Linked DNA regions of Homo sapiens: region 1 is linked to region 2. A link is a loop called in an ENCODE intact Hi-C map of the cell type or tissue named here. Cell type or tissue: mammary epithelial cell. All regions are shown on one strand. Each heading gives the region's core, and the rest is flanking DNA. Links, peaks and the distances in the headings are about the cores only. Region 1 holds the start of ARL9 (ARF like GTPase 9). Region 2 has its middle 17 kb from the start of SPINK2.

What was found. A loop is a pair of places that touch in the nucleus more often than their neighbours do. Peaks named below come from ENCODE experiments on the same cell type or tissue, not always from the same donor. Only the 100,000 strongest peaks of a DNase experiment are listed, where the experiment ranks them.
Region 1: a loop joins it to region 2, with 4 times the contacts of the local background. A loop is called at or near these places in 3 of 110 quality-filtered maps.

What each region holds. Positions count from the first base shown.
Region 1 is chr4:56,502,503-56,519,113 of GRCh38, reverse strand. It overlaps ARL9 (ARF like GTPase 9), which reads right to left and starts at 13,323. Exons shown (of 4, transcript NM_001363794.2): 1 at 12,973-13,323; 2 at 7,767-7,929; 3 at 261-436. The coding sequence starts at 13,251. SRP72 (signal recognition particle 72) reads right to left here. Exons shown (of 19, transcript NM_006947.4): 19 at 15,433-16,611. In mammary epithelial cell, for the core only: no CTCF peak of the experiment used is centred there; no DNase peak of the experiment used is centred there; H3K4me3 peaks cover 1,189 bases.
Region 2 is chr4:56,831,007-56,846,456 of GRCh38, reverse strand. No RefSeq gene overlaps it. Among named protein-coding and RNA genes, the nearest start is that of SPINK2, 17 kb to the right of the region's middle. RefSeq lists enhancers at 779-1,284, 1,285-1,790. In mammary epithelial cell, for the core only: a CTCF peak has its summit at 9,616 (motif pointing right); a DNase peak (open chromatin) is centred at 9,636.

The DNA.
Region 1 (16,611 bases), core at 7,178-15,177, 330 kb after region 2:
TTAACAATATGTATTTATTGAACTAAGTTCAACACACATCTGTTGAATTCCTAGCATGCACAAGACAGTATACTAGGTATTACAAGGGACACAAAAATGAACAACAGTCTCTACCCTCAAGGTGTTTATAATCCAAGAGCTCTAATAAACATAAACTGAGTTAAATATATAGCATATTGTTGACTATCTAGGTATTAAAAGTATACATTTCTTGTATTACAAAACTCTTGAGTACAATTTATATTTGCACAGATTTTTACCTGTTTGTTTGCAAACACAACCAGAGGAAGTACTGGGTTTGCTGCAATTAGCTGATGAAGGTATTTCTTGGCTTCAGGTAATCGGCTGTGATCTGCTGAATCCACCACAAAGATCAGCAGCAATCCCTTGGATAGGTACATTTCCCAGTAGGACCGAAAAGGTTTACTGCCACCAACTACAGAGAATAGTAGAGGAAGAAGACACACACACACAAAATCACAGAAGCACCCACCCAGGGAGCAGGGAGGGCACATCTAGATTTCTGAACACAGGACAGGTGTTTTGATAAAATATCACCGTGTTAGAGTGTACCCAGTCCTCAGAGTGACCAGAGGCATGTTAGCGGTAAACTGGTTGGTGAGAAGAACCATCACAAGTGGTTCATTCATAACTGTATCACAAAGGATCAGCAGAGAGATGCTAAATACTACAGTGGATGTCTCCTGATCCCATTGTCCACAGCAGCCATGTCAGCCACTGCATGTTTATCAGTTATAGCTCAGAAAATGGGAGTAAGGCCAGGTGCAGTTGCTCACGCCTGTAATCCCAACATTTTGGGAGGCTGAGGCAGGAGGACTGTTTGAGCCCAATAGTTCAAGACCAGCCTGGGCGACAGGGTGAGGCCCTGTCTCTACAAAAATAAAAACTAAAAAATGAGCCGGTGTGGTGGTGCATGCCTATGGTGCATGCCTATGGTGCATGCCTGTGGTGCTACCGACTAGAGAGGTTGAAGTGGGAGGATCACTTGAGCCCAGGAAGTGCAGTGGTGTGAACAGGGCTACAATGAGCTGTGTTTGCGCCACCACACTCCAGAGTGAGACCCCCATCTATCTAAAAAAAAAGAAAAGAAAAAGAAAATGGGAGTATGCTACTAAAATAATTAAGAATGGAAAGGATGGTAGGCTAAAATACACATTAAAATAATTTTTAAATGAACTGAATTCATTGGCTAGTCTCACTTGCACAATTTTTTTCCTTTGTCAAAATCCCAGAAGTAACTTCTCCTCTTAATATTGCATTGAGTTAATATGATCCTGTGGGTATTCAGGAATATTTGCTTCAGAAAAAAAAAATGCCTTTTGATTACTTCATCCTGCTGATTCTTCACGGAATAAACTTTTTGGTTAATGATAATAACATATATACAATGGATTTTATTTTTGTCCTAGGAGGAGTATTGGCAAACCATGGCCCACAGTTCAAATCTGACCAACTGCCTATTTTTGTACAGCTCGCTAGGTAAAAATAGCTTTTACATGTCTAAATTTTGGAGAAAAAAAAAGACAGAATAACATTTTCTAACACAGGACTATTATATCAAATTTAGATTTTGGTGCCCAGAAATAAACTTTTATAGTAACACTGACATATATATACAACATATTGTCTATGACTGCTTTCTCAAGACAGAGTTGAGTGGTTGCAACAGAGAGCATGTGGCCTGCAAAGCATAAATTAGTTCCTATGTAGTTCTTGACAGAAAAACTTTTTGGACCTCTGTTTCAAGAACTTAACAAAAAGTATTTTAAATGCTAACAAGAAAGGATCTTTGCCTTTCCTTTGGCTTCCTTTCTATAGAGGTAGGCTAGTCATTCCTTGAAGTATTTTCTGTTTTTAATTTGTTAAAATAGTGCTGTGTAACTCATATGGTTTTAACACACATAGTTTAAACATCAGTGGACGTTTGAGTTGTTCCTCATTTCTTGCTACAATAAACAATGCTGCTCTAAACATTTTTGTATTTGTCTCCTGAGGTCCATACAAGCAAGAGTTTCTCCTTGTATCTAAGCATGTAACTAATGCCAAATACACCAAATTGTTTTCCAAAGAAGTTGGTACCAATACACACTCTGCCAACAGCTAATAGCCAGTAAGTTTCCTCTACATCCACATCCTCTTTTTATTTTTATTTTATTTTTTCCTTGAGACAAGGTTGTGCTCTGTCATCCAGGCTGGAGGGCAGTGGTGCAATCTCCACTCACTGCAACCTCTGCCTTCTGGGCTCAAGCGATCCTCCTTTCTCAGCCTCACCAGTAGCTGGGACTACAAGCACGAGCCACCATGCTTGGCTAATTTTGTATTTTCTGTAGAGCTGGGTTTCGCCATGTCACCCAGGCTGGTCTTGAACCCTTGAACTCCAGTGATCCACCCACCTTGGCTTCCCAAAGTGCTGGGATTACAGGTGTGAGCCACTGCACCCAGCTGCATCCTCTTCAAAACTTGATATTATCAGATTTCTTTTTCTTTTTCTTTTTTTTTTTTTTTTTTGCCTAATTTGAATTCTACTTACTGATCAAGTGGAGTATTTTTCATATGTTCACTTCTAATTTATGTGAAATGTTATTCACGTCTTTTGCCAATGTTTTTATGTTGTCTTTATTTGTAGGAGTTCTTTATATATTCTGGACACTAGGCATTTGCTTGGATGTGTTGCATGTATCTTCCCCTATTTTGTGGCATCTTTTTAATGAACAGATGTTTTCCATTTTAATGTAGTTAAATTTATCCATCTTTCTTATGGTTATTATTTTTTGTATCCTGTTTAAAAAATCTTTCTCTATCCTGAAGTCATAAGGATAGTCTATATTTTCTCCACAAAGCTTTTTACATTTGGCTTTTATCCATCGGAAATTGATGTATACATTTGTATGCATAGGAGGCAGGAAACTAATTTCATCTTTATTCCATGTGGTCCCTGCACCATTTATTGAATAGTTTCCCCAGTGGACTCTCTAGTCTGTTCCTTTGGTCGTTTTGTTTATTCTTGTGCCAACACCACGCATTTTAGTTTCATATCTTTATAATAAGATTTGATACTTGACAGGACAAGTCCATCCTTCTTATTAATTTCTACAAGAGTGTCTTGGCTTTCTTTACCCCTTTGCTCACCCATGTAAATTTTAGCCTCAGCTTGTCAAACTCTTTTTAAAAAATCTTGTTGAGCTATTGATTGGAATTGAATTGTATCTAAACGTCAATTTGGGGAGAATTAATTCTTTTGATATAATGTCTACCTATTCATGAAAACTGTATTATGTCTCTATTTAGGTCTTTTGATTTCAATGACATCTACACATTTTCTCTTTATAGATAGACACTTTTTTTGTTTGATTTATTCCTATCTTTTGTTGCTATTGAAAATGGCTACATGCTGCTGCATAACAGAAATACAATTAATTTTATATTTTTATATACAGTTGTCTTGCCAAGCTGTTATAATTTCTAATAATTTGAAGGGTGTTTTAGGCTTTCTTTGAAGACAATTATATCATTTGTAAATAAGTACTGTTTTATTTCTTCCTCTCTAATTCTTACGCCTTTTATTTCTTTTTCTCAAACTGACTAGACCCTCCTGTATAATGTTGAATGAAAGTACTTCTAACATTTAGTACTTTCTGTTTAGGAGTAAAGTTTTCTGAGGTTTTGGTAGGTTAAGGAATTCCCATTTATTTTTAGCTTATTAAGAATTTTTATCATAAATGGAAACTGAATTTAGCAGATTTTTTTCTGCTTATATTAAGGTGATTATGTTTTTTACTTTGATGGATAAAGTGGTGAATGACATATTTTTTTCAAATTTTTTTTTTTTTTTTTGAGATGGAGTTTTGCTCTTGTCATCCAGACTGGATGGAGTGCAGTGGCACAATCTCAGCCCACTGCAATCTCCACCACCTGGGTTGAAGCAATTCTTCTGCTTCAGCCTCCTGAGTAGCTGGGATTACAGGCACCTGCCACCATGCCCGGCTAATTTTTGTATTTTTAGTAGAGACAGGGTTTCACCATGTTGGGCCAGGTTGATCTTGAACTCCTGACTTTAGGTGAGTGATCCGCCCCCTTGGCCTCCCAAAGTGCTGGAGTTACAGGCATAAGCCACCACACCTGGCTATTTTTCAAATGTTAAACCAACCTTTCATTCTTGAAGAAACTCATCTAGTGATACATTATCTCTTTAATATGTTAACTGAATTTAGTTTACTACAATTTTGTTCAGATTTCTACATTTCCATTTCTTATACTATCTTTGCTGGTTTGGATATACAGTGACCTCATACCGTGAGTTGGAGAGCATTTCTTTTTTTCCCCTATTCTCTGAAAGAATTTATGTAAGATTAAGATTGATAAGAGCCCACCTATAAACAAACTGATCTGGTGTTTTTCATTATAGGATGATTTTTCGCTATTGATTTCTTTAAAAGTTTTAAATTATTCAATATTCCTATTTCTTATTGAGTCCATTTTCCTAAGACACATGTTTGGAGGATTTTTGCCACTTATCCAGGACTTTATATCTATTGGTACAAATTTGTTAATACAGGTATTATACTCTTGTCATCCTAATCAATGATATGCTCTTTTTCCTTCATGACATTATTTATATGTGGTTTCCAGATTTTCCTTAATGAATTTCACCAGAAATTTGTCTATTTTGTTTATCTATTCAAGGAACTAACTTTTGACTTTGCTGATCTTTGCTACTGTGTCTTCATCAATTTCATTGGCTTCGTGTCTTTATTATCTCCCCCTCTACCCTCTTTGGTTTTATTCTGTTGTTCTTTTACCTAATTTACATTGCATATTTAACCTATAAGTGTTCAGCTATTTTCCTTTCAGCTATAATCATTTAAGATTATAAATGCTTTAAATGCTAGTTTTGATCAGTAGATTTTGTCATCTTCTTTTTTGAGACACGGTTTCACTTTGTTGCCCAGGCTGGAATGCAGTGGCGTGATCATGGCTCACTGCAACTTCTGCCTTCTGGGCGCAAGCAATCCTCCTGCCTCAGCCTCCAGAGTAGCTGGGACTACAGGCATGCACCACCATGCTCAGCTCATTTTTTATATTTTTTGTATAGATGGGGTTTTGCCATATTGCCCAGGTTGTTCTCAAACTCCTGGACTCAAGTAATCCACCTGCCCCGGCCTCTCAAAGTGCTGGGATTACAGGTGTGAGCCACCATGCCTGGCCTGAACTCATATTTGATTAATCTTAATTTATGAGAATATTGGGGGGCTTTGCTCCAGAATTAGAAACTGGGGGAGCTACTGACTGGGAGCATGTTAGCACTCTTCCAGGGGCCCTCGTGTCATGCAGGCATCTTAGTTAGTTCTTTCCTATTTTGTCTCAGGCCCACTGCAGATTAAATACTGGTATGTGCCTCTAGATAACACCACTTTTCTCTTTGCTTATCTACTGTGGCTGCCACTCCAGTTTGAACTCATGAGTTGTTTTATTTTTCTTTCTTTGGGAGGAGGGAAAGAGCAGGAAGAGTAAAGCAGGTAGCCTTGAAAATTTGTCTAACTTGTTGCAAGTTCTTCGATGCTTTAAAAAATAAATTTTAACCAGGATTTGTGGTTTTGTCACAGGAAGGCCCTTCAAAAACTATAATAGCAGCTGAAATCTCTCCATTTATTTTTGCCACTACTTTTTAGTGCATAAACTACAAGAATTTTTTAGAGATGATCTGTAGAATGTTGATGAAGAGATATAGGCAAAATTATATGTGAATATATCATTTCTACGAATAGGCTTATACAATGAAACTTCACCTCCCACCAATCCCCAACATACTCCAAGTGTTACACAACAGCATAACAGCCCATACAGATTTATATCACTGAATACCACTGGATGCTGCATCCTAAAAAAAAGCCTCCTTAGAAGCTCTGCCCTGTGGCATTATGAAAATTTACCTAAATTGATGGCTTAATATAGCCACTGTGCAGATACACATTTTAAATCTCAAAGATTGCAAGCGTAAACTGCTGTTCTTTTTCAGGATATTGATGATCATGATAAAAATCGGGAACACAGTTGGCACTTAATGCATTTTTGTTGAATATGTACTATTTGCCAGACATTGGGTATGCATTGTTGAACAAAACAAGTATAGCAAAAGTTACCATCTAGTTGGGTGGACAGATCAAAAACAAAAATAAATAGTGAATGTTATTAAAAACCTTATGGAGAAAGCAAACAGCATTGGGGAACATACTTAGAAAGAATGATTTTACGGGCTGGGCGCAGTGGCTCACACCTGAATCTGAGTACTTTGGGAGGCTAAGGTGGGTGGATCACCTGAGGTCAGGAGTTCGAGACCAGCCTGGCCAACATGGTGAAACCCCGTCTCTACTAAAAATACAAAATAACTAGCTGAGCATGATGGTGTGTGCCTGTAATCCCAGCTACTCAGGAGACTGAGGCAAGAGAATCGCTTGAACCCAGGAGGCAGAGGTTGCAGTGAGCTGAGATCGTGCCACTGCACTCCAGCCTGGGTGACAGAGCAGGACTCTGTCTCAAAAAAAAAAAAAAAAAAAGAATGATTGATTTTGTGGGGCCATGTAAGCTAATACCTGAAGGCTAAGGAGCAAGCCATCAAGGGAAGAGCAGGGGTAGTAGTATTTCTGACAGAAGGCACACCCAAGAAAGCTCTTTTAAAAGGAGAGAAGGAAAGGAGTACAATAAGCCTGGGGTGAGGTAAGGTTAGGGAGGAGGCAGTTTATGAAGAGCCTCATGAGTCATAACAAAGACTCTGGATTTTATTACAAGGATGAGATCTCCACAGAAGAGTTTTAAATTAGCAAATGATGTACTTAAAAGTATGTGTTAAAATACTTCTCTTCGTAAACAGATAAAAGCCAAAGTAAAAAGGTGACTATAATAATCTAAGTAATAGATGATGGAGGTTCCGACTTGCATAGGGGCAGTACAAAGGATATAACCAATGAATTTGAGAGATGCGTTGGAGATAGCAAAATTCATAGTGTTTTACTTGTGTACTGGAGGTGGGAATGCAAAAGGAGGAGTCAAGGGTGACTCCCAGGTTTCTGGCTAGAGCAACTTGATGAGTATGGAACCATTTACTGACCAGAAGATTAAAGGAAAAAGAACAGATATTGGAAAAATCAAGCATTTTGTTTTTCCCTTGTTAGGTTTTAGAGGACTTGGATATGTTTGGGCTGGATAGATAAATTTGGGAGCCATTAGCATATAGATGGTATTTAATGCCATGAGGATGGATGACTGTGTAAAGAGAAGACAAGAGGACTTGACCCAACTTCAGGAGACAGTAATATTTAGAGGTGGTGACTCCAGAATTACTATCCAGTAGGGGCCTGTGGACTGCCATCTATTTAGAAGAAGAGGTTTGGAGCTTGTCTATAATTTTATTTGCAGAGAAGCAAGCACACTGTACTTACACTTAGATTGCATGCTCATTTGCAGTAGTGTGGGAAGAAGGATGATTACAGGAGATTATAGGAGTGAGTGCTAAAGCCTTCCTCTAAATTCCCCTTTATCACCACTACTGTAAAAAGGAGAGTATCAAAAAAGCAAAAAGTGATTCCCCCCACAGTGTACCTGGGTATTAAACTACACATCCATTCTAAAAGTCTAGGAAAATTTGATTCAGTGTTAGTTTTCACAAGGACTCAATGTTGCTAACATCATATCTGGCTTAAGAGACAATAAAATGTGGCTATCTTATAACTAAGGAACAGAGAGCTTACTCTCCAGGAACTCCATCTGGCTGTCTTCAGTGTTGATGCAAACTGCATGGAAACCTTGGGTGGGTGCCACACTGTGCTGGACTCTGTTTGAAGCTAGAGAGTGCAGGACACTGGTTTTTCCTGCTCCATCCAGGCCCAGCACTAGGATTTGCTTGTTTTTCTCCTGTGAAACAAAAAGATAAATCAATAAGCCCATGCTATCAGGGGCTCATTTTTCTGGGTCTTGGCAGAATCCAATAATATTCTTGGAACTGTAACCAGAATAAAACTCCACGGGCCAGGTGCGGTGGCTCACGCCTGTAATCCCAGCACTTTGGGAGGCCGAGGCAGGAGGATCTCTTGAGGTCAGAAGTTCCAGACCAGCCTGGCCAACATGGTGAAACCCCATCTATACTAAAAATACAAAAAATTAGCCAGGTGTGGTGGCGTGCACCTGTAAGTCCAGCTACTTGGGAGGCTGAGGCACAAAAATCACTTGAACCCAGGAGGCAGAGGTTGCAGTGAGCTGAGATCACACACTGAACTCCAGCCTGGGGAACAGAGTGAGACCCTGTCTCCAAAAAAAAAAAAAAAGGGATAAAACTTCACGAATATTTTATACGTCTAGAACAAACAGTACCAACTAGTTAATATTTTCTAATGAGCTGTTCATTATGTGATACTAATTTCACATCCGTCCTCTATCCCCCACCTCCTGATCAGTCTATCAAATAAATACTATACTATCAGCATTTATGAGCAGTGCTATAGATTACAGGACCAATTCTCAGACTTCATTTTGCTTCTTGAATTCGTGTCTATGAATTGGAGACTGCACCTGAATTCATTTTGTTTGGGGTCTTGGGACCTCCGTGGTGCATGTATTGACTGTGCCACTCGGTGCATAAGCATCTAAGGTCTCAATTATTAATTTCTCCTGTCTTCATAATTGAATAACTAGATTGTAAGATCTCAGGGCAAGGTTTCCCTCTTATACTTTTTTTTTTTTTTTTTGAGTTGGAGTCTTGCTCTGTCACCCAGGCTGGAGTGCAGTGGCACGATCTCGGCTCACTGCAACCTCCGCCTCCTGGGTTCAAGCGATTCTCCTGCCTCAGCCTCCCGAGTAGCTGAGATTACAGGAGCATGCCACCACGCTCCGCAATTTGTATTTTTACTACAGACGAGGTTTCACCATGTTGGTCAGGCTGGTCTCGAACTCCTGACCTCGTGATCTGCCCACCTTGGCCTCCCAAAATGCTGGGATTACAGGCATGAGCCACCGCACCCAGCCTCCCTCTTATAATTCTAATATAAGTATCACAATTAAATGAAAAGGTTATAGAAATTATTAAGCCAGTTTCAATCACAAATGAGTATTTGTTTTAAAAACAGATGAACTTGGGAGGCCAAGGCAGGCAGATCACCTGAGGTCAGGAGTTCGAAACCAGCCTGGCCAATATGGTGGAACTCTGTGTCTACTTAAAATACAAAAAATTAGCCAGGCGTGGTGGCAGGCACCTGTAGTCCCAGCTACACGGGAGGCTGAGGCAGGAGAATTGCTTGAACCCAGGAGGTGGAGGTTGCAGTGAGCCAAGATCGTGCCACTGCACTCCAGCCTGGGCGACAGAGCAAGGCTCCATCTTAAAAAAAAAAAAAAAAAAAAAAAATTAGCCCAGTGCAGTGGTGGGTGCCTGTAATCCCAGCTATCTGGGAGGCTGAGGCAGGAGAATTGCTTGAACCTTGGAGGCGGAGGTTGCAGTGAGCCGAGATCACGCCATTGCACTCCAGCCTGGGCAACAGAGCAAGACAACGTCTCAAAAAAAAAACTAAACTGATGAACTTGAAGTAAACTTAGAAAGAAGCATTCTAGTCCAGGCATCGTGGCTCTCATCTGTAATCCCAGCACTTGAGGAGGCTGACGCTGGTGGATCGCTTGAGGCCAAGAGTTTGGAACCAGCCTGGCTATCACGGCATAACCCTGTCTCTACCAAAAATATAAAAATCAGCCGGGCATGGTGGCATATGCCTGTAATCCCAGCTACTTGGGAGGCTGAGGCATGAGAATTGCTTGAACCCGGGAGGTGGAGGTTGCAGGAGCTGAGATGACACCACTGCACTCCAGCCTGGGTGATACAGACTCCATCCCAAAAAAAAAAAACAAAAAAAAGAAAAAGAAAAAGAAAAAAGCATTCTATCAACGTATTAGCCTTAGAATTTTTATGGCAAATGACTGAGGGACAGAAGGGCAGGCTGGTGTGAAGATCGTACAGGGTGCTCTGAAAGGTGGTTTCCAGGGTGTAAACTTTAACATAAACAATAATAAATAAGCAACAATATAGCCAGACTGCTCATAGGAATTCAATTCTACTTCTCAAAGATCCTACTAAAGAAGTTTCTTATGCACAAAAAACTCTAATAATTGTCTTCAATGGCGCTGGTTTAGAAATAACAATAATCGTATACATTTCTGTTTGTTCTGCTTGAACTCTAAATGTTGACATTAGACTTAAACTAGATTTCTAGAAAAAAGTGATCTTAAACAGCATTAGAATGTCTGTCCCACTTTCTTTTTAGAAACATCTATGTGAAAATGAGATATTTTGAGGTCTGGCCTAATAAAGACTTGTACAGAGATCATGATTTATGAAGGCCATATAGTGAATAACAGAATTTGAAAAAAAGTAGGCCGGTGCGGTGGCTCTTACCTGTAATCCCAGCACTTTGGGAGGCCAAGGAGGGCGGATCACCTGAGGTCAGGAGTTCGAGACCAGCCTGACCAACATGGTGAAATCCGGTCTCTAGTAAAAATACAAAATTAGCCGGGCGTGGTGGCGAATGCCAGTAATCCCAGCTACTGGGGAGGCTAAGTAAGGCAGGACAATCACTTGAACCTGGGAGGTGGAGGTTGCAATGAGCTGAGATCGCGCCATTGCACTCCAGCCTGGGCAACATGAGTGAAACTCTGTCTCAAAAAAAAAAGAAAAAGAAAAAATGTACGTATTTGTTCTTGGAGCAAATCTTTGATGGCTCTTAAACTAAATTGTATTTTCATAGATGTCTTCCATCCCTGCCTCTTCTCCATTCCCTTCATTTGCATCTAAATGTTATGATGTCATTCTGAGAGTGTGTCAAGGTAAGGAAGAGGGGCAAGGGAGACTTCATTGGATGGCTTAAAATTGCATGTTTTAAAGCAATACTGGCACCAAGAAATGGCAGCCAAGAGTGGATTGTGTCCTGTCAGTCTTCACCAGAGGCCCTATTCAGCCTACCCCAACATACTTCATTCATTCTAAGATACATATTCCCCCCACATTCCACATTTTAATATCTCTGAAATTAGAATGTCTTTGACAATTGAGAGTATGTCACATTTTGATTGGGAGAATTTTTTTTTTTTTTTTTTGATACAGAATCTCTCTCTGTGGAGTGCAGTGGCACGATCTTGGCTCACTACAACCTCTGCCTCCCAGGTTCACGCGATTTTCCTGCCTCAGCCTCCCGAGTAGCTGGGATTACAGGCACATGCCACCATGCCCAGCTACTTTTTTTGTATTTTTAGTAGAGATGGGGTTTTGCCATGTTGGCTAGGCTGTTCTGGAACTCCTGACCTCAGGTGATCCACCCACCTTGGCCTCCCAAAGTGCCGGGATTACAGGTGTGAGCCACTGCGCCGGCTTTTTTTTCTTTCTTAGTGGTACCTAGACTAATGTCATCTTAGGCCCTATAAAATAGTGTGAATTAAAAGCAGTTCCCAGGCCGGGCACAGTGGCTCATGCCTGTAATCCCAGCACTTTGGGAGGCCAACGCGGGTGGATCGCTTGAGCTCAGGAGTTGAAGACCAGCCTGGGCAACATGGCGAAACCCCATCTCTACCAAAAATACAGAAATTAGCTAGGCACGGCGGTGTGCACCTGTAATCCCAGCTACTTGGGAGGCTGAGGTGGGAGGATGACTTGAGCCTGGGAGGTGGAGGTTGCAGTGAGCCGAGATCACGCCACTGTACTCAAGCCTGGGCGACAGAGCCAGACTCTGTCTCAAAAAAACAAAAACAAAAATATCAGTTCCCTTTCCAACCACGTTGCTGTCCCTACGCCCATCCTACCTAGAAATTCTGCATTCAGGCTTCCTCACATTTACCTTCTCCTAAGGAAAGCTGAATTTGTAAAACAGTTCAGACACAAAATGTGATTCTGAACACCGTTTTTGTCAAAAGTTATTCCTTTAGCCAAATATGAGTCTATGTAGTCTGTGTTTTACCAGAGATCAAATCTCTGTTAATCCGTGGTGGCTCACGCCTGTAATCCCAGCGCTTTGGGAGGCTGAGGCGGGCGGATTGCTGGAGCCCAGGAGTTTGAGATCAGCCTGAGCTACATGGCGAAACTCCAGCTCTGCACAAAAATACAAAAATTAGCTGGACATGGTGGCGTGTGCCTGTAGTGCCAGTCACTGAGGTTGGGAGATGGGGGCGGTGCCAGGCTGAGGTGGGAGGATCCCTCCAGCCTGAGAGGCAGAGTAAGACCCTGTCTCAAAAAAGAACACACACACACACACACACACACACACACACACACACACACACACAACTGTGTTAATCATTCATAATTGTTTAGAACCAGAGCGCAGCTCTAAGCCAAGGAGCCAGCTCAGGAACTCCAGGAGCACAGAGACCATTCAGCTGACCCAAATAATGCCAAGTTTCTAAGACCTGTCAGTTAAAACTTTTCCGCCATCCATTCATGGTACTGGTGGTCTGAAAACAACTGCAGCGTCCCCAAACACCTCCTGCGTTCAGGAACCCTGCCCCTTCTGACAAAGAACGCATTCAATGCAAAGAGGGCCTGCGTGTGGGGAGGGTTCGGGGCTGGTTTCTAAATGTGGTCAGGTGGTCTGTGCGCTAGTGTTGCGCGCTGGACAGATCTAAGGGCAGTAGAGGGGCCGTTCCCCATGTCCCCATGAAGACCGAGATCTCTTGTCCCTCAACAACAGACCCGACTGAGGTTAAGACACAGGGGTAGCGATAAGGGCTAGGGTGGGCAGGGGGCCCGGGAAAAGGGGATGGGTCGTTCAAAGTTTGGCGCATCTCTTTCATCCATAGGTAAATAGCCCTCAGTTGAGATCCATTCGCTCCCACGCGGTCGGGGGCCTCCGACGTAACAGAGACAGCGCTGGGGTCTGAACGGCCGACAAAAGCCTTGGGGCAAGGGGTCCTGGGCACTGGGTCTCTTACCAGCGGCTCGAGCGGGGTCCTTGTCAAGGTGCTGTCCTTGTTCTCCCCTTTCTCTTCTTGTCCCTTAAATTGTTCCTTCTCTTTGTTTGTCTCCTTCCCTTGCTTTGTCCTCTTTTCCTCTTTCTCTTTTCCCTTTCTCCTCTCCTGCTTCTCTTGCTTTTGTTTAATTTTCTGCTCCACCTCCTTTCTTTTCACTTTCTCTTCCCTACCCTTTTCTCCGATTTTCTCCTCCTGCGTCTCCTTTTCCTTCTCTTTCTTCTTCACTTTCCCCCTCTCCATCCCCAGCGCCGCGGTTTCCTTCCCTCCCGCCGCGTGCCCGCGTGCTGAGCGGTGGCTCTGGGCCCCAGGTGTGGCTCCCGAGGTGCACGCCCGACAGAGACGTAGGCCCCGCGGCGTAGACAACCCGCGGGCGCTGCCAACCCCGGCACCGCCGCCAACCGCCGCTTACCTCGCGGATGCAGGGCTTCTTGCAGCCGATTCGCTGAACCCGCAGGGGTTCGCAAAGAGGGAAGGGCGGAGGCGTACGGATGGATTGAGCCCAGCCAAGCGAAACCAAGAGGTCCCAACCAGGACGTGGGACAGTTCGGCGGGGTATATCATTGCTGCAGAAAAAGCGTCCCTAGCGCGATTACCTCGGGCCAGGCAGGGTGGCTAAGAGCCTTCCACGTGGGCCGCAGTCTAAGCAACCTTAGCGTCTGACGTCTCCGGCTTCAATCCCGAGACCGGCCAGCCTGTGTGAAGAACCCCTGGGGCGTCAGAATCCAGAGGTTCCGGGAGGATTCTCAGCCTTCCCTCAGCTCCCAACCATGAGCCTGTACTGCTCATGTCATGTATTTCTCCGCCCTCTCCCGAGTAAACTCCGCTAGGAGTGTCTCCAGACTACTACCCAGGATTATTAGTTGACTATTACCCAGGATTATTAAAGACAAATAGAAGAACGTGAATGGGTTCCATTGTTTTAAGTTCCTGTTTTGTTTTTGAGACGGAGTCTCTGTCACCCAGGCTGGAGTGCAGTGGTGCGATCTCAGCTCACAGCAACCTCCGCCTCCCGGATTCAAGCGATTCTCCTGCCTCAGACTCCCAAGTAGCTGGGATTACAGGCGTGGGCCACCACGCCCGGCTAATTTTTGTATTTTTAGTAGCGACGGGGTTTCACCATGTTGGCCAGACTGGTTTCAAACTCCTGACCTCAAGTGATCCTCCCCGCCTCTGCCTCCCAAAGTGCTGGGATTATAGGCATAAGCCGCCGTGCCCGGCCTGTATTTCACTTTAAAAAAAATTATTCGGAGATAGCCTGCCAGGATCACAGCTGCTAGTAATGCTCAGTATTAAAACCAAAACCAAATAGTCTAGTCACTTCTAATTATCTAATAAATGGTAAATAAGGCACACGAAGGGCTTTTCAAAGGTGGTATTGTTTCTCAAACTGGCTAAGAAATATCTGGAGGGTTCCTTTTATCTTGCTAAACTGAACTCTTTAGTATATTTCAGTTTAGCACAATTATATATTTTTTGAGACAGTCTCGCTCTGTCGGCCAGGCTGGAGTGCAGTGACACAATCTCGGCTCACTACAACTTCCACCTCCCGGGTTCAAGCAATTCTCCTGCCTCAGCCTCCCGAGTAGCTGGGATTACAGGCATGTGCCACCATGCCCAGCTAATTTTTGTATTTTTAGTAGAGACGGAGTTTCACCATGTTGGCCAGGCTGGTCTCGAACTCCTGACTTCAGGTAATCCGCCTGATTGGGCCTCCCAAAGTGCTGGGATTACAGGCATGAGCCACCGCACCCGTCCAGCACAATTATTTTTTGAGACGGAGTTTCACTCTTGTTGCCCAGGCTGGAGTGCAGTGGTCCGATCTCAGCTCACTGCAACCTCTACCTCCCAGGTTCAAGCGATTCTCTTGCCTCAGCCTCGCACGTAGCTGGGATTACAGGCATGAGCCACCATGCCTGGCTAATTTTGTATTTTTAGTAGAGATGGGGTTTCTCCACGTTGGTCAGGCTGGTCTCGAACTTCTGACCTGAGGTGATCTGCCCGCCTCGGCCTCCCAAAGTGCTGGGATTACAGGTGCGAGCCACCGTGCCCGGCCACAATTATTTTTCAATGTAATAAACTTATTTTCCTTCATTGTATCTGTTTCAAATAGACTTGTAAGGAACAATGAATAGCAGGTTCCAGAAGGCTTGAGTGATGCAATGATATTTAAGGTTGGCTGTTCCCAATAGCATTGGAATTGCTATGCTTAATGACTTTTTCAAAGGTTTACTTCTGTTTATACACACACCAAGATGAATTTTCAGTAAGTTTACACGGGGTTCTCTCAATCCCATTAGATTAGTTTTATGGGTTTGCTAAGAGGGACAGTACACACAATTTTGATACTCAGCTTAAAAGAAAATTCTTGGTTATACTAACCAGGAAGTCCTCCATAAAATGCCAACACCCAAAACACCTTAATCCATATTCACTGCTAAAATATTTTATTTTAAAATGTACCACAGTGAATGGATGTATCCATACTGGTTCTTATAAATGTACACATACACATCCATATATTTGACAAAGTATATATATGAACTGGTTAAAGACCTATCCAAAAGAGGAAATATTTCTAGAAAGTTCATGTGTTTATACTTCATTTGACAATTAAAACTTATTTGAACTGATGAAGTTTTAGTTGCTTAGCAATGACTAATAATACCAATGCCTGTCAATAATGACAACTAAATTGAGAACTATAAATTTCACTGCTGTGCCTTGGGTCAAAATTTTCAATGATGGAATCCTAAATAAGTAACAGTTATTCCTATAATGGGGTATATATTCAGAAGGAATAAATACCTGCCACTATTACCAAAAGACTGTTCTCTGTAGAGCTCAAAAAAAGGATTATGCCACAATACATAATTTTTATTTAAAAAAGATCTCTTTAGATGCCACTGCAAATTCTGCTTTTACTAAACAGAAAGGCAGCACCCCATTTCTTTCTTGTAAAGGAGGAAAGTCTTTCATAAAAAACTCTTTGAAGAAGTTTTGGTAGTATGTTCAGAGTCAAACACAGCAGCACTTTATTAACAAGGACAGAGTAATATAATCACAAGGAAATACTTGTTAAGTCTAAATTAAATGATATCTTGGGCAGCATAAAATGAATACTAACAAGGGCAGGCATCTCAATATGTCTGTCTCACAGCTGTTCAATGTGAAAGTAGTTTGTAAGCAAGGAAAGACAAGAGCAACATTTACACCACAAATTGACTGTAAAATACTTCATTACATTGAGAAAGGTAATCAATGGTCAAAATCCATAACCAGAAGGAGACACCATTTGAGTATCTATCAATGGGCCAAACAGACCTGTTAGATTTTAATACTGCCTGGTATGCAACTCAGATACTGATTTCTTCTCTATGGAGGAAGCCAATGTTCATGTTCTTGATAACAGTCATTAATCTTTCTGATTGAGACAGTCCAAACCCATGTGACCTCAGAACACTGGGTCTAAGAGTGAACTTCTTACATTGATATATTTTCCTTGAGTTCTTTCATGGTGCTGTATCAGCATGCTACCATAATCTGAAAATGACATGGGGCACAAAGGAGCCATATATATATATTTCATGTTTATATATATAT
Region 2 (15,450 bases), core at 5,887-13,886:
CTTGCAGTGAGCCGAGATCGCGCCACTGCACTCCAGCCTGGGCGACAGAGTGAGACTCCATCTCAAAAAAACACAAACACAAACAAAAAAAACAGATTAATTTTCCTGAATGGCCTACCTTCCCAAGGCCAAATTCCTTAGCATGGCTCATAAGCTCCTCCATGCTTTGGTCCTGGCCTCCACTGCAGTCTTGTCCTGCCTGCCCCTACCCTCCAGGCCAGCTGACCCTCTGGATTCAGCTCACCCTCATTACACTCATTCATTCAGGAAACATTAATGAGGCCAGGCCTAGTGGCTCAGGCCTGTAATCCCAGCAGTTTGGGAGGCCAAGATGGGAGGATCCGATGAACCCAGAAGTTTGAGACCAGCCTGGGTAACATAGTGAGATCGCATCTCTATTAAAAAGAGAGAGAGGGCAGGGCGCGGTGGCTCACTCCTGTAATCCCAGCACTTCAGGAGGCCGAGGTGGGCGGATCACAATGTCAGGAGATGGAGACCATCCTGGCCAACATGGTGAAACCCTGTCTCTACTAAAAATAGAAAAATTAGCCGGGCATGGTGGCGGGCACCTGTAATCCCAGCTACTCGGGAGGCTGAGGCAGGAGAATCGCTTCAGAGGGAGTCGGAGGTTGCAGTGAGCTGAGATCGCGCCACTGCACTCCAGCGTGGTGACAGAGCGAGACTCCATCTCAAAAAAAAGAAAACATTTATGAGGGCCTACTGAGTGCCTGGAACTTTTGAAAGGCACTCGAATTCCAAGATGAATAAAATGGAACAGTTCTATGCCCAAGGAACTACATTACTATACAGTAGGTGATATCTTTGGGGTGTTCTCCAAGTACCATGGAAAACTAACCCAGACTCAGGGGTCCTAGAAAGGCTTTCTGGAAGATAAATGAGGGAGGGCATCCCAGGCAGGCAAAATAGACAGACAAAAGCCTGGACAAAATTCCTGGCCTCTGCCCACCTGGGAAAACCTCAAATTGTTTTGTTTTGTTTGTTTAGAGACAGGGTCTCCTTCTGTGGCTCCGGCTGGTGTGCAGTGGCGCAATCATGGCTTATTGCAGCCTGAAACTCACTATCTGTAGAGCCAATCCTGAACCATGCATCATACATCACTGCCTATATAAGCACTTATCCTTGAAGGAAAGAACTGCAATTGTTCTTCCTTTATTTGGGCCCAACTGCTTTAAGAGGGCTCTGAATGCCGAGGGGATGGAGAGGGGCAGAGGACAGAGAAGGCCCCAGAGAGCACAGCAGAGGAGGCATTGGCCCAGGGCTAGAGGCATTGAGCTCCTCTAAAGCCAAGTTGCTAGAGGCATCCCTGAATCTCCAATTGTCTGATTCTGGAAACCTGTAGGCACTTTCAAGCTGGAAGGAAAATGAGCACCTTTATGATGCATCTAAAGCTTGTTTGCTCCCTGGGGGCAGTTCTGTGATGGTCAGGTTTTGAACATTTGCATATGAATGAAAACCAGAAACAATAGTTACATAAACCCCTAGGGGGCTGATTTGGGTTGCAGAATTGGGGGAGGATCGAACTTCAACTCCTCTGGAAATCTGCAGAGCAACTTAATGGACTGCAGAGTCTATTCAGAAGGATGGGCTGGGTGGGGTCTGAATACTTGAATTCTCTTTTATCCTTGTTTAGGCTGAGAGAAGCTAGGGGCGGATGGAGGTTTCTGGAAGGCTTTTGCACCATGGCCCTCACCCTCTTATTTAGGCCCTGCACACTACACTTTACTCTGTAACCCACTCGCTACCACTAAGATAGCAGCCTCTGCCTCCAGTTGACATCAGATGTCGAATTTTTCCAAAGGGCTGGAATTTTTGCCGTTGTCCCTGGTCTGTGACTGCATCGCAATGCCAAATCTCTTTTTTTTTTTTTTTTTAGACAGGGTTTCGCTCTGTCACGCAGGTTGGAGTGCAGTGACACAATCGTGGCTCACTGTAGCCTCAACTTCCCAGAATCAAATGATCCTCCCACCTCTGCCTCCTGAGTACCTGGGACTACAGGCATGCACTAATGCCTGTAGCATGTACATAGTAATGTAGCATGCCTGGCTAATTTCTTTTTCTTTTTCTTTTTTGAGATGGAGTTTTGCTCTTGTCGCCCAGGCTGGAGTGCAATGGCACCGTCTTGGCTTACTGCAAACTCCGCTTCCCGGGTTCAAGCATTTCTCCTGCCAAAGCCTCCCGAGTAGCTGGGATTACAGGCATCCGCCATTATGCCCAACTAATTTTTGTATTTTTAGTAGAGACAGGGTTTCACCATATTGGCCAGGCTGGTCTCAAACTCCTGACCTCAGATGATCCACCTGCCTTGGCCTCCTGAAGTGCTGAGATTACAGGCGTGGGCTGCGCTCGGCCAATTTTTTTTTTTTTTTTTTTAATTTTTTTGTAAAGATGATGTTTTGCTATGTTGCCCAGGCTGGTCTCAAACTCCTGGATTCAAGTGATCCTTCTGCCTTGGCTTCCCAAAATGCTGGGATTACAGGCATGGGCCACCTTGCCCAGTCCTTCAGCACCAAATCTCTAACCTAACCCCATGTTTTATCCCCTTCAATAACCCCATGTGGCCTGTCTCACTCAACATTGCTCTAGAGACCCAGTGTTGTTGCTTCGTACTGCAGGGGGTGCTACTGATAATGTCAGCAGCGGCGATTCCCAGGGGTCAGAAGAACTCCATTCTTGCCTCCTCGGAGGAAATAGTTCAGCCAAGGGGCATAAGGCAGAGTGACAGACTGAGGCAAGCTTTAGAGCAGGAGTTAAAGTTTATTAAAAAGCTTCAGAGCAAGAACAAACGGAAGTAAACTACACTTGGAAGAGGGCCAACCAAGCAACTTGAGAGATCCAAGTGCTCCAACTGACCTTGGCTTGAGGTTTATACATTGGCATGGTTCTGGGGTGTGCATTTCTTCTACCCTGATTCCTCCTTCGGTGTGGGCTGTCCTCGCGCAGTGGCCTGCGGATACTTGGGAGGGGCCGCGTGCGCAGTGTGGTTACTGAAGTTATGCGCATGCTCATTTGAGGCATTCTTCCCTTACCAGTTGAGTGTTCCTGGAGGAAGGTCATATACCAGTTAAACTCTGCCATTTTGCCTCTTAGTGCACACGCTTGAGCCCACTCCCCCAACTCCTGAGATCTTATCGGGAAGCTGTGGATGACCAGCGTCAGGTGTTTTCTATCTGTTGGGAGACTGCCTTTCCCTGGTGCCTGCTGTAACCAATTTTTATTTTATTTTATTTTATTATTTTTTAGATGGAGTCTTGCTCTGTCGCCCAGGCTGGAGTGCAATGGTACAATCTGGGCTCACTGCAACCTTCGTCTACAGGGTTCAAATGATTCTCCTGCCTCAGCCTCCTGAGTAGCTGGGATTACAGGTGCCCGCCATCATGCCTAGCTAATTTTTGTATTTTTGTAGAGATGGGGTTTCACCATGTTGGCCAGGCTGGTCTTGAACTGCTGACCTCAGGTGATCTGCCCACCTCGGCCTACCAAATTGCTGGGATTATAGGCTTGAGCCACAGCTCCTGGCCCAATTATTATTTTAGAGACACAGTTTAACAGCTGCCTGACCATCACCTGACAGTCGTCTGACCATGGCCTGACATTCCTAGGTGGGGGGACTCCTCTCCTGTCCTGCCTACATCTGCCTAACTACCTATTCTAACAGTATGGTGCTGTTTTGGAATTTTAGGTTAAAAATTGAACTCTCCAGTGATGGAGAAATAAAGAATGTTTCAACTCAATTGTGAGGAAAACTGGTTACCAGAAACATGTGTATCTTTCTTGAATTGGGCCTCATGTAGAAAAGATTGTTCATCGTGAACCCCACGCCCATTTTACTGCCGTCTCTCAAAGTTTCACAGAAAAGGCACAAAGCTCCCTCAGTATCAAGACTTTGAAGCTCAAGGATGTGTCCTATTTATTCCTGGAGCTGCCACACTGCAGACATTCAGTAAACATGATGGTCTATTTAGGAGAGGAGAAGCCACCCACATTCTCTGGGTCAATTTCTCCCTCATGCCTTTCCCTTTCTGCATAACTCCATAGCTTCTGGTGTCACACCTGCAAAACCAAACCAAACAAGCTTCCCCATAAGCCATCCCTGCCCCACTGTCTTTCTCTCATTTGCCCCTGCCATCCACCTTAGCTACTGTTCTTTCTCTTTCTAGAAAAAGAGATTAGCTCTACTTCCCCTATTCACTCCCTACACCCCAACATCACAAAATCTTTCAGCTTCTATTATTCACAGAAACCACATTTACTACATTGATCAGTAGCCTTTTCTTTTCTTTCTTTTTTTTTTTTTTGTAGTTGCCTCTTAATTGAGAAACCAGCAGGGCCCCTTACCATCACTTAGCTTGTATTGCTTTTGACTATTTTGCCTTGAAATGCTTCTATAGGCCGGGTGCGTTGGCTCACGTCTGTAATCCCAGCACTTTGGGAGGCCGAGCGGGACGATTCACTTGAGGTCAGGAATTCGAGATCGGCCTGGCCAAAATGGCGAAACCCTGTCTCTACTAAAAATACAAAATTTAGCTGGACTTGGTGGCACACGCCTGTAATCCCAGCTACTCAGAGGCGGAGGCAGGAGAATCACTTCAACCTGGGAGGTGGAGGCTGCAGTGGGCCAAGATCGCACCACTGCACTACAGCCTGGGCGACAAAGTGAGACTCCAGCTCAAAAAAAAAAAAAAAAAAAAAAGACAGAAAGAAAGAAATGCTTCTATAGTATCTTTTCTGACAACACGCTGTCCTGGTTCTCCAAGGACATTTTCAGGCCAAGTCCCCTGTCACCCTCAGGCTCCTTCAGAGCCTCCTTTTATTCCCCTCCTACCCCAATAACATAGGCGTTACTAAGGGTCCTAGTAAATTAAACTAAGTTTGGCCAGAGGCTGCCTCCATACCTTGAGTTCCTACTGAAAGAACTGCAACCTAACTTCAGCAGGTAAACTGAGAGCCTAATATAGAAGTTTTGTTTAATAACAAATAGCTGAGTGTCAGCCAAGCACAGCAGCTGAGCTTCAGTCAGTCACAGGCTACCAACTGATCAGACCATGTCTCAATACTGAGCTGTAACCAATCAAGCTGTTACAGAGTGGAGCTCTTGAAGCTCTGCTTGTTCCCAGAGCCACCCGATTCAGGAACTGTTCTTTAGGCTGGGCATGGTGACTCACATCGGTAATCTCAGCACTTTGGGAGGCTTAGGCAGGAGGATGGCTTGAGGCCAGGAGTTCGAGATCAGCCTGGGCAACACAGCAACAGCCTGTCTCTATGAAAATAAATAAATAGCCGGTGCGGTGGCTCACGCCTGTAATCCCAGCACTTTGGGAGGCCAAGGGGGGTGGATCATCTGAGGTCGGGAGTTCGAGATCAGCCTGACCAACATGGGGAAACCCTATCTCTACTAAAAGTACAAAATTAGCCAGGTGTGGTGGCGCATGCCTGTAATCCCAGTTACTCAGGAGGCTGAGGCAGGAGAATCGTCTGAACCCGGGAGGCAGAGGTTGCAGTGAGCCAAGATTAGGCCATTGCACTCCAGCCTGGGCAACAAGAGCAAAACTATGTTTCCAAAAAAAAAAGAAAGAAAGAAAAGAAAAGAAATAAATGAATAAAAGCTAGGCATCATGGCATGTGTCATGTGGTTCTAGCTACTCAGGAGGGTCCCTTGAGCCCAGAAGTTTGAGGCTGTGGTGAGCTATGATTGAGCCACTGCACTCCAGCCTGCGCAACAGAGACCAGTCTCTAAAAATATATATATATTTTTAAGGAATCATTCTTTGTTCAATTACCCTCTGTTAAATTTAATTTGTCTAGAATTTTTCTTTTAACAGTTCTAATGTTGCTCCTCTCCCCTCCCTCCCCTTGCCAGAACTTTGCTCCTCAAAGTGTGATCCACCTTGGCCAGCAGCACTGTCCTCACTGAGAGCCTTATAGAAATGCAGAATCTTAGGCCCTACCTCAGGCTTTCTGCATCAGAATCTGCATTTTTGCTTTTTTTTTTTTTTTTTTTTTTTGCGACAGAGTCCAGCTCTGTTATCCAGGCTAGAGTTCAGTGGTGCAATCTTGGCTCACTGCAACCTCCGCCTCCTGGGTTCAATTGATTCTTCTGCCTCAGCCCCCTGAGCAGCTGGGATTACAAGTGCTCACCACCATGCCCAGCTAATTTTTGTAGTTTTAGTAGAGACGGGGTTTCACCATGTTGGCCAGGATGGTCTCAAACTCCTGACTTCAAGTGATCCACCCGCCTAGGCCTCCCAAAGTGCTGGGATTACAGGCGTGAGCCACCACGCCTGGGTTTTTTTTTGTTTGTTTGTTTGTTTTTTTTAGAGACATGGTTTTGCCATGTTGCTCAGGCTGGTCTTGAACTCCCAAGCTCAAGTGATCTGCCTGCTTCAGCCTCCCAAAGTGCTAGGACTACAGGCATGTGCTACCATGTCCAGCTATTTAAAAATACATATTTTTTATAGAGATGGGGGTCTCACTATGTTGCCCAGGCTGGTCTTAAAGTCCTTCCACCTTGGCCTCCCAAAACACTGGGATTACAGGCATGAGCCACCGCGCCTGGCCCAAGTTATAATAACTTTTTAAAAAATTGCTTACTGGTTGAGAACATATGCCCTAGAATTAAACTTCCTGGATTCCAGTTCTGGCTATGCTTTTCACTAGTTGGTGACCTTGAATATCTTGCTTAACTCCTCTTGGTTTCTTGATCTATAAAATGGGAATAATAATTATACATACTTCATACCTTTTTGGTTTTGGTTTTGTTTTTTGAGACGGTCTCATTCCCGTCACCCAGCCTGGATGCAGTGGCGCGATCATGGCTCGCTGCAGCCTCAAATTCCCGGGTTCGGGTGATCCTCAGCCTCCAGAGTAGCTGGGACCACAGACAGGTGCTACCACGCCCAGCTAATTTCTTGTCTTTTTAGTAGAGATGAGGTTTTTTTTTTTTTTTTGAGACAGTCTCGCTCTGTCACCCAGGCTGGAGTGCAGTGGCACGATCTCAGCTCACTGCAAGCTCCACCTCCCGAGTTGACGCCGTTCTCCTGCCTCAGCCTCCCGAGTAGCTGGGACTACAGGTGCCTGCCACCACACCCAGCTAATTTTTTTGTATTTTTAGTAGAGACGGGGTTTCACCATGTTAGCCAGGATGGTCTCGATCTCCTGACGTCGTGATCCGCCCGCCTTGGCCTCCCAAAGTGCTGGGATTACAGGCGTGAGCCACCGCACCCAGCCAGAGATGAGGTTTTGCCACATTGGCCAGGCTGGTCTTGAACTTCTGACCTCAAGTGATCCGCCCACCTCTGCTTTCCAAAGTGCTCGGATTATAGGCATGAGCCACCTTGCCTGGTTCAGGTTTTGTGAAGATTAAATTAGCTGATACCTATAAACAAACTGCTTAGGAGAATGTCTGACACATTTTGTGATGTTGGTTATAACTTATGTTAACGATACATGCCTTGTAGGATCCCCTACTTTGACCCTGATGCTCCCACTTTACTAGCTGCTGGACTTTCAACATTCTTCTTAAAATTCTCTAAGTCTTGGCTTCTTATCTGTAAGTGGGAATAATAAACCAGATAATACTTACCATATTAGATTGTAATGGAGAATAAATTAGATCATTCATGTACAGTGCTTATAATAAGTGCTTGATAATATGAAGCGTTAATTTTTTTTTTTTTTTTTTTTGAGATGGAGTCTTGCTCTGTCTCCCAGGCTGGAGTGCAGTGGCATGATCTCGGCTCACTGCAGCCTCTGCCTCCCAGGTTCCAGCAATTCTCTGCTTTAGCTTCCTGAGTAGCTGGGATCACAGGCATGTGTCACCACGCCCAGCTAACTTTTTGTATTTTTACTAGAGATGGGGTTTCACCATGTTGGCCAGGCTGGTCTTGAACTCCTGACCTCAAGTGATCTGCTTGCCTGGGCCTCCCAAAGTGCTGAGATTACAGGGGTGAGCCACCCCACTCAGTCAAAAAAAGTTTTTTTGTAAGATAGGGTCTTGCTACGTTGCCCAGGCTAATGTTCTTCCTGGGTTCAAGTGATCCTCCTGCCTCAACCTCCTGAGTAGCTAGACTACAGACACTCCACCCAGCTAATTAAAAAAAAAAATTTTTTTTTTGTAGAAACAGGGTCATGCTATATTGCCCACGCTGGTCTCAAACTCCTGGCCTCAAGCATCCTCCTGCCTTGGCCTCGTAAAATGCTGGGATTACAAGTATAAGTCACCACGCCTGGCCTAATACGAAGGTTTTTTTTTTTTTGAGACAGAGTCCTGCTCTGTCACCCAGGCTGGAACGCAGTGTCGTGTTCTCAGCCCACTGCAACCTCCGCCTCCCAGGTCCAAGCAATTCTCCTGCCTCAGCCTCCTGAGTAGCTGGGATTACAAGCACCTGACATGATGCTCAGTTAATTTCTTTTTTTTTTTTTTTTTTTGAGATGGAGTCTCGCTCTTATTGCCCAGGCTGGAGTGCAATGGCACGATCTTGGGTCACCGCAACCTCCATCTCCTGGGTTCAAGCGATTCTCCTGCCTCAGCCTCCCAAGTAGCTGGGATTACAGGCATGCACCACCATGCCCGGCTAATTTTTGTATTTTTAGTAGGGATGGGGTTTTCTCCATGTTGGTCAGGCTAGTCTTGAACTCCCGACCTCAAGTGATCCACCTGCCTCAGCCTCCCAAAGTGCTGGGATTACAAGTGTGAGCCACTGCGCCTGGCCCAATTTTTGTATTTTTAATAGAGATGGGGTTTTGCCATGTTGGCCAGGCTGGTCTTGAACTCCTGACATCAAGTGATCTGCCCGCCTCAGCCTCCCAAAGAGCTGGGATTACAGGAGTGAGCCACCATGCCCGGCCTTATTTATTTAATTATTTTGAGATGGAGTCTCGCTCTTTCGCCCAGGCTGGAGTGCAGTGGCACAATTTTGACTCACTGCAACCTCCACCTTCCCAGGTTCAAGCCATTCTCCCACCTCAGCCTCCAGAGTAGCTGAGGCTTGCGCCTCCACAGGTTTGCGCCACCACACCTGGCTAATTTTTATATTTTTAGTAGAGAAGCAGTTTCACCATGTTGGCCAGGCCGGTCTTGAATTCCTGAGGTCAAGTGATCTGCCTGCCTCAGCCTCCCAAATTGCTGCGATTACAGGCGCGAGCCACCGCGCCCGGCCTGAAAGTTTTTTTATTTTTATTTTTTTATTATTATTATTTTTTGAGACAGAGTTTCGATCTTATTGCCCAGGCTGCAGTGCAATGGCACGATCTCGGCTCACCGCAATCTCCACCTTCCGGGTTCAAGCGATTCTCCTGCCTCAGCCTCCCGAGTAGCTGGGACTACAGGCATATGCCACCACGCCCGGGTAATTTTGTGTTTTTAGTAGAGACAGGGTATCGCCATGTTGATCAGGCTGGTCTCGAATTCCCCTCCCAAAGTGCTGGGATTACAGGCGTGAGCCACTGTGCCCTGCCTTAAATTTTTTAATAAGTTAAAACAAACTGAATAACAATGTCTATTTCACAGGTTACTGTGGAGATAAAATGAGAGTACTTTGAAAACTTTAATTTGAAAGCTTTACCACTAAATGATGCACTAGTTATGTCAATCCATTTCCACTAGATGGCAGTAGACATCGCCAAAACCAGCTTAGCTCTACTAGCTGCTGGAGAACGTACATTTTTAGGAAATGACTTAACTGGTCTTGTTTTTGTGACTATATTGAAATGTGGTTGGAGTTTTTGTATGATTTCAAATGCATGAACTACCTGCTTGAGCTTAGAAATATTTTTGTTTGATGTGGATTGTGAAAAATGATTATTCTTAGTATAGAGCCTGTTCCATACCCCTCTCCCTCAGTTTCCATCTTCATCTTTGGATGTGCACATCTTTGTTTTTTATTTTTGCTTTTGAGACAGAGTCTTACTCTGTTGCCCAGGCTGGAGTGCAATGGCGTGATCTCGGCTTACTGCAACCTCTGCCTCCTGGATTCAATCGATTCTCCTGCCTCCACCTCCTGAGTAGCTGGGACTACAGGTTTGTACTAATATGCCTGGTTAACTTTTTGTATTTTTAGTAGAAACAGGATTTCACTATATTGGCCAGGCTGGTCTCAAACTCCTGGACTCAAGTGATCTGCCCGCCTCGGCCTCTCAAAGTGCTGGGATTACAGGCATGAGCTAATGTGCCTGGCCCCATCTTCATTTTTGGATGTGCACATCTTTGGAAGTGCTTTAACCCTACCCCCTTTTTACTCAAAGTATGGTCCAAAGACAAGCAGCAGCAGCTTAACCTGGGAGCTTGTAGACAGGTGGAATTCTGGGCCTCGCCCTAGACTCACTGAATCTGAGTGATTCATATGGACATCAAAGTTTGAGAAGAACTGCTTTAGCCACATGGAGTCTCTTGGAATTCTCTAAAGGAGTCACGCTCGCCTTTGCACATGCTGATCTTCCCAAGTCAGAAATACCCCTTTCTCTATCTGCTAGGCAAGCTAGCCTCTTATTTACCCTTCTTATTTAACTAATCATCAGGGAACCGGCAAAAGAAGAAAGATAGGGGAGACTGGTAAATATATAGTCAGTGGGAAAAAGAATGCTGGGATAAGACTGCAATATGAAATATAACACTGCTTAATATTCACAGAGCAATGAAATGGCAACCTTTGGAGATATCTTTTCTTTCTTTCTTTTTTTAAACAAGAGTCTCGCTTCTTCGTTCATGCTGGAGTGCAATGGCGCGCTCTTGGCTCACTGCAATCTCCACCTCCTGGATTCAAGCAATTCTCCTGCCTCAGTCTCCCCAGTAGCTGGGATTACAGGCATGTGCCACCAAGCCTGGCTAATTTTTGTATTTTTAGTAGAGACTGGGTTTCACCCTGCTGGCCAGGCTGGTCTCAAACTCCTGAAGTGATCCACCTCAAGTGATCTACCCGCCTCGGCCTACCAAAGTGCTGGGATTACAGGCGTGAGACACCGCACCTGGCCTGGAGATATCTTTTCTACCCAACAAAATCATTTGCCACTTATTTTCCATAAGCTAACATCTAACTTTACAGACTCCGGACCCTATCAATGGTAAATAAATGAAATGAAATGACTTCCTCTACAATCAGACAACTTCCATGCCGGCCTTTTAGACAGTACTCTAGTATGACTTTGAAAGGACATATTTGGGCCGGGCGCGGTGGCTCACGCCTGTAATTCCAGCACTTTGGGAGGCCGAGGCGAGCGGATCACAAGGTCGAGAGATCGAGACCATCCTGACCAACATGGTGAAACCCTATCTCTAATAAAAATACAAAAAATTAGCTGGGCGTGGTGGTATGTGCCTGTAGTTCCAGCTACTCAGGAGGCTGAGGCAGGAGAATTGCTTGAAACCACCGGAAGGCGGAGGTTGCAGTGAGCCAAGATCATGTCACTGCACTCCAGCCTGTGCAACAAGAGCGAAACTCTGTCTCAAAAAAAAAAAAAAAGGACATATTTGGAGGACACATTAGGATAATTTTTCTTTTTTTTTTTTTTGAGATGGAGTCTGTCTCTGTCACCCAGGCTGGAGTGCAGTAACGTGATCTTGGCTCACTGCAACTTCTGCCTTCCGGTGGTTTCAAGCAATTCTCCTGCCTCAGCCTCCCGAGTAGCTGGGACTACAGGTGCCCACCACCACGCCCGGCTAATTTTTTTGTATTTTTAGTAGAGATGGGGTTTCACTGTGTTAGCCAGAATAGTCTCGATCTCCTGACCTCATGATCCACCCACGTTGACCTCCCTAAGTGCTGGGATTACAGGCTTGAGCCACTGCGCCTGGCCGGATAATTTTTCTTAAATGTTTAAACTTGGTGCCAGAGGCAATATGGAGCATACATGTTGGGTTGCCAACTTGATCCACAATTGAATTTGAATTATGTTAGCTTCAGGGGTAAAGTTTCTATCTACATCACAGAGCTGAATGGTAAGGAAAACCATATTGAATTAGGCTTGTCTTTTAATTTTTTGTAGAGATGGGACTCTCACAATGTTGCCCAGGTTAGTCTCAAATCCTGGCCTCAAGCGATCCTCCCATCTCCGCCTCCCAAAGTGCTGGGATTAGAACACCCAGCCAAATTCTATGTTTTGACCACTGTATTTTCCTAGCTGTTTTCCAGCTAATCAGAAGCACATACAAGTCAAAAATACCCAGAACACATAATTTCACAATACCTTGTAGAAAGCAGGGCAAGAACGGTTATATTAACATGTAATTCTAAGTCATATAATTGTTTTGTTTATGGTGAGCATATTTTGTAAAATAATTGGGATGCCTACTGCCTACTCTGACAAAAGTTGTTTTAATTTTTCTCATAGAAACTTGGGAATCTTTTAGTTGAAAGTTTCACAAATGTCTAAACATTAAATTACATTATGTTTAAATTGCCCTTCATTGTAGAATATAATAAAATTACCTATTCTTTTTTTTTTTTTTTTTTTTTTTTTTTGAGAAGGAGTTTCGCTCTTGTTGCCCATGCTGGAGTGCAATAATGGCCAGATCTCAGCTCATTGCAATCTCTGCCTCCTCCCAGGTTCAAGCAATTCTCCCGCCTTAGCCTCCTGAGTAGCTGGGATTACAGGCATGCGCCACCACGCCCGGCTAATTTTGTATTTTTTTTTTAGTAGAGATGGGATTTCTCCATGTTAGTCAGGCTGGTCTCAAACTTCTGACCTCAGGTGATCCTAACTGCCTACGGCCTCCCAAAGTGCTGGGATTACAGGCCTGAGCCACCGCACCCGGCTAAAATTACCTATTCTCAATACTTAGACTTAAGGCCACTACGATTTACTAGATCAGCATTAATTACTCAGGTTCATTTAAATCATGATGATGTTAAAGAAGGAAAAGAGAATCTGTATGCTCAGAATATTTTGAATTATATACCTTTATGGCCGGGCACACTGGCTCATGCCTATAATTCCAGCCCTTTGGGAGGCCAAGGAAGGGGAATCACTTGAGGTCAAGCCAACATGGTGAAACCTCATCTTTACTAAAAATACAAAAATTAGCCAGGTGTGGTGGCACAGGCCTATAGTCTCACCTATTCGGGAGGCGGAGGCATGATGAGAATTGCTTGAACCCGGGAAGTGGAGGTTGCAGTGAGCCGAGATTGTGCCACTGCACTCCAGCCTGGGGAACAGAGCGAGACTCCATATCAAAACAACAACAACAACAACAAAACCCAAAAAAACGAAGGCCGGGCGCGGTGGCTCACGCCTGTAATCCCAGCACATTGGGAGGCCAACACAGGTGGATCATGAGGTCAAGAGATCGAGACCATCCTGGCCAACATGGTAAAATCCCATCTCTACTAAAAATACAAAAATTAGCTGGGCATGGTGGTGTGCACCTGTAGTCCCAGCTACTTGGGAGGCTGAGGCAGGAGAATAACTTGAACCCGAAAGGCAGAGATTGCAGTTAGCCAAGATCACACCACTTCACTCCAGCCTGTGGACAGAGCGAGACTCTGTCTCAAAAAAAAAAAGAAAAAAAGAATTATGTCCCTTTACTATTCAGATTCTATAGATACTTTTCAGAGCTTCACTTTTATTAAGCTTTATATTTTGAGATGATGGTAGACTTGCACGTAGTTGTTAGAAAATAGCATAGTAATATCTTGCGTAACTATAATGTAGAAAACCGGAAACTGACAATACAGTCTACTAACTTTAATTAGATTTCACCAATTTTACCAATGTTCATTTGTGTGTGTTTGTGTGTATATTTAATTCTATGCAATTGTATCCGCATTTGAAGATTCCTGTGACCACCAACCCAGTGAAGATACAGAACAGAATTTAAAAAACCCAGAGTTTGCTTAATTTTTCCTTTTTTTTTTTTTTTTTAAATAAAGGGCTGGTCTTGGTAGCTCACACCTCTAATCCCAGCACTTTGGGAGGCTGAAGCGGGTGGATCACCTGAGGTCAGTAATTCGAGACCAGCCTGGCCAACATGGCAAAACCCTGTCTCTACTGAAAATACAAAAATTAGCCTGGCCTGGTGGCACACGCCTGTAATCCCGCCTACTTGGGAGGCTGAGGCAGGAGAATCACTTGAACCCAGGAGGCGGAGGTTGCAGTGAGATGAGATTGCACAACTGCACTCCAGCCTAGGTCACAGAGAGAGACTCCATCTCAAAAATAAAAATAAGAAACAGCCACCGCGTCTGGCCTGCTTTGATCAATTGATAGATTTTTTTTTTTTTTTTTTTTTTTTTTGAGATGGAGTCTCACTCTGTCACTCAGGCTGGAGTGCTGTGGCACAATGTTGGCTCACTGCAACCTCTGTCTCCTGGGTGCAAGCGATTATCCTGCCTCAGCTTCCCGAGTAGCTGAGACTGCAGGCATGTACCACCACACTTGGCTAATTTTTGTATTTTTAGTAGAGATGGGGGTTTCACCATGTTGGTCAGGATAGTCTCGAACTCCTGACCTCAAGTGATCCACCTGACTTGGTCTCCCAAAGTGCTAGGATCACAGGCATGAGCCCCCACCCCTGGCCCCAAGTTTTCTTTTCTGTGGGATAAATGCCCAATAATGCAATTACTGAGTCACATGGTATTTGTATGCTTAGATTTTTTTTTTTTTTTTTTTTTTGAGGCAGAATCTCGCTCCGTTGCCCAGGCTGGAGTGCAATGGCGCAATCTCGGCTCACCACAACCTCTGCCTCGCAGGTTCAAGGGATTCTCCCTGCCTCAGCCTTCTGAGTAGCTGGGATTACAGGCACCCGCCACCAAGACCAGCTAATTTTTGTATTTTTAGCAGAGATGGAGTTTTGTCATGTTGGCCAGGCTGGTCTCGAAGTCCGACCTCAGGTGATCCACCTGCCTCAGCCTCTCAAAGTATGGGGATTACAGGCGTGGGCCACTGCGCCCAGCCACTTAGATTGTTAAGAAGCTGCCAAACTCTATTCCAGAGCACCCGTACTATTTTATTTTATTTATTTTTTGAGATGCAGTCTTGCTCTGTCGCCCAGGCTGGAGCGCAGTGGCTCGATCTCGGCTCAATGGAACCTCCACCTCCTGGTTTCAAGCGATTCTCCTGCCTCAGCCTCCTGAGTAGCTGAGATTACAGGCGCATGCCACCACGCCCGTCTAATTTTGTTTTTCTATTTTTAGTAGAGACAGGATTTCGCCATGTTGGCCAGGCTGGTCTCGAACTCCTGACCTCAGGTGATCTGCCCACTTCGGCCCCTGAAAGTGCTGGGATTACAGGCATGAGCCACCGCGCCCAGCCTATTTATTTATTTATATTTTTGATATGGAGTCTCATTCTGTCTCCCAGGCTGGAGTACGGTGGTGCGATCTCAGTTCACAGCAACTTCCGCCTCCTGGGTTCAAGTGATTCTCCTATCTCAGCCTCCTGAGTAGCTAGGATTACAGGTGCACGCCATCATGCCCAGCTAATTTTTGTATTTTTAGTAGA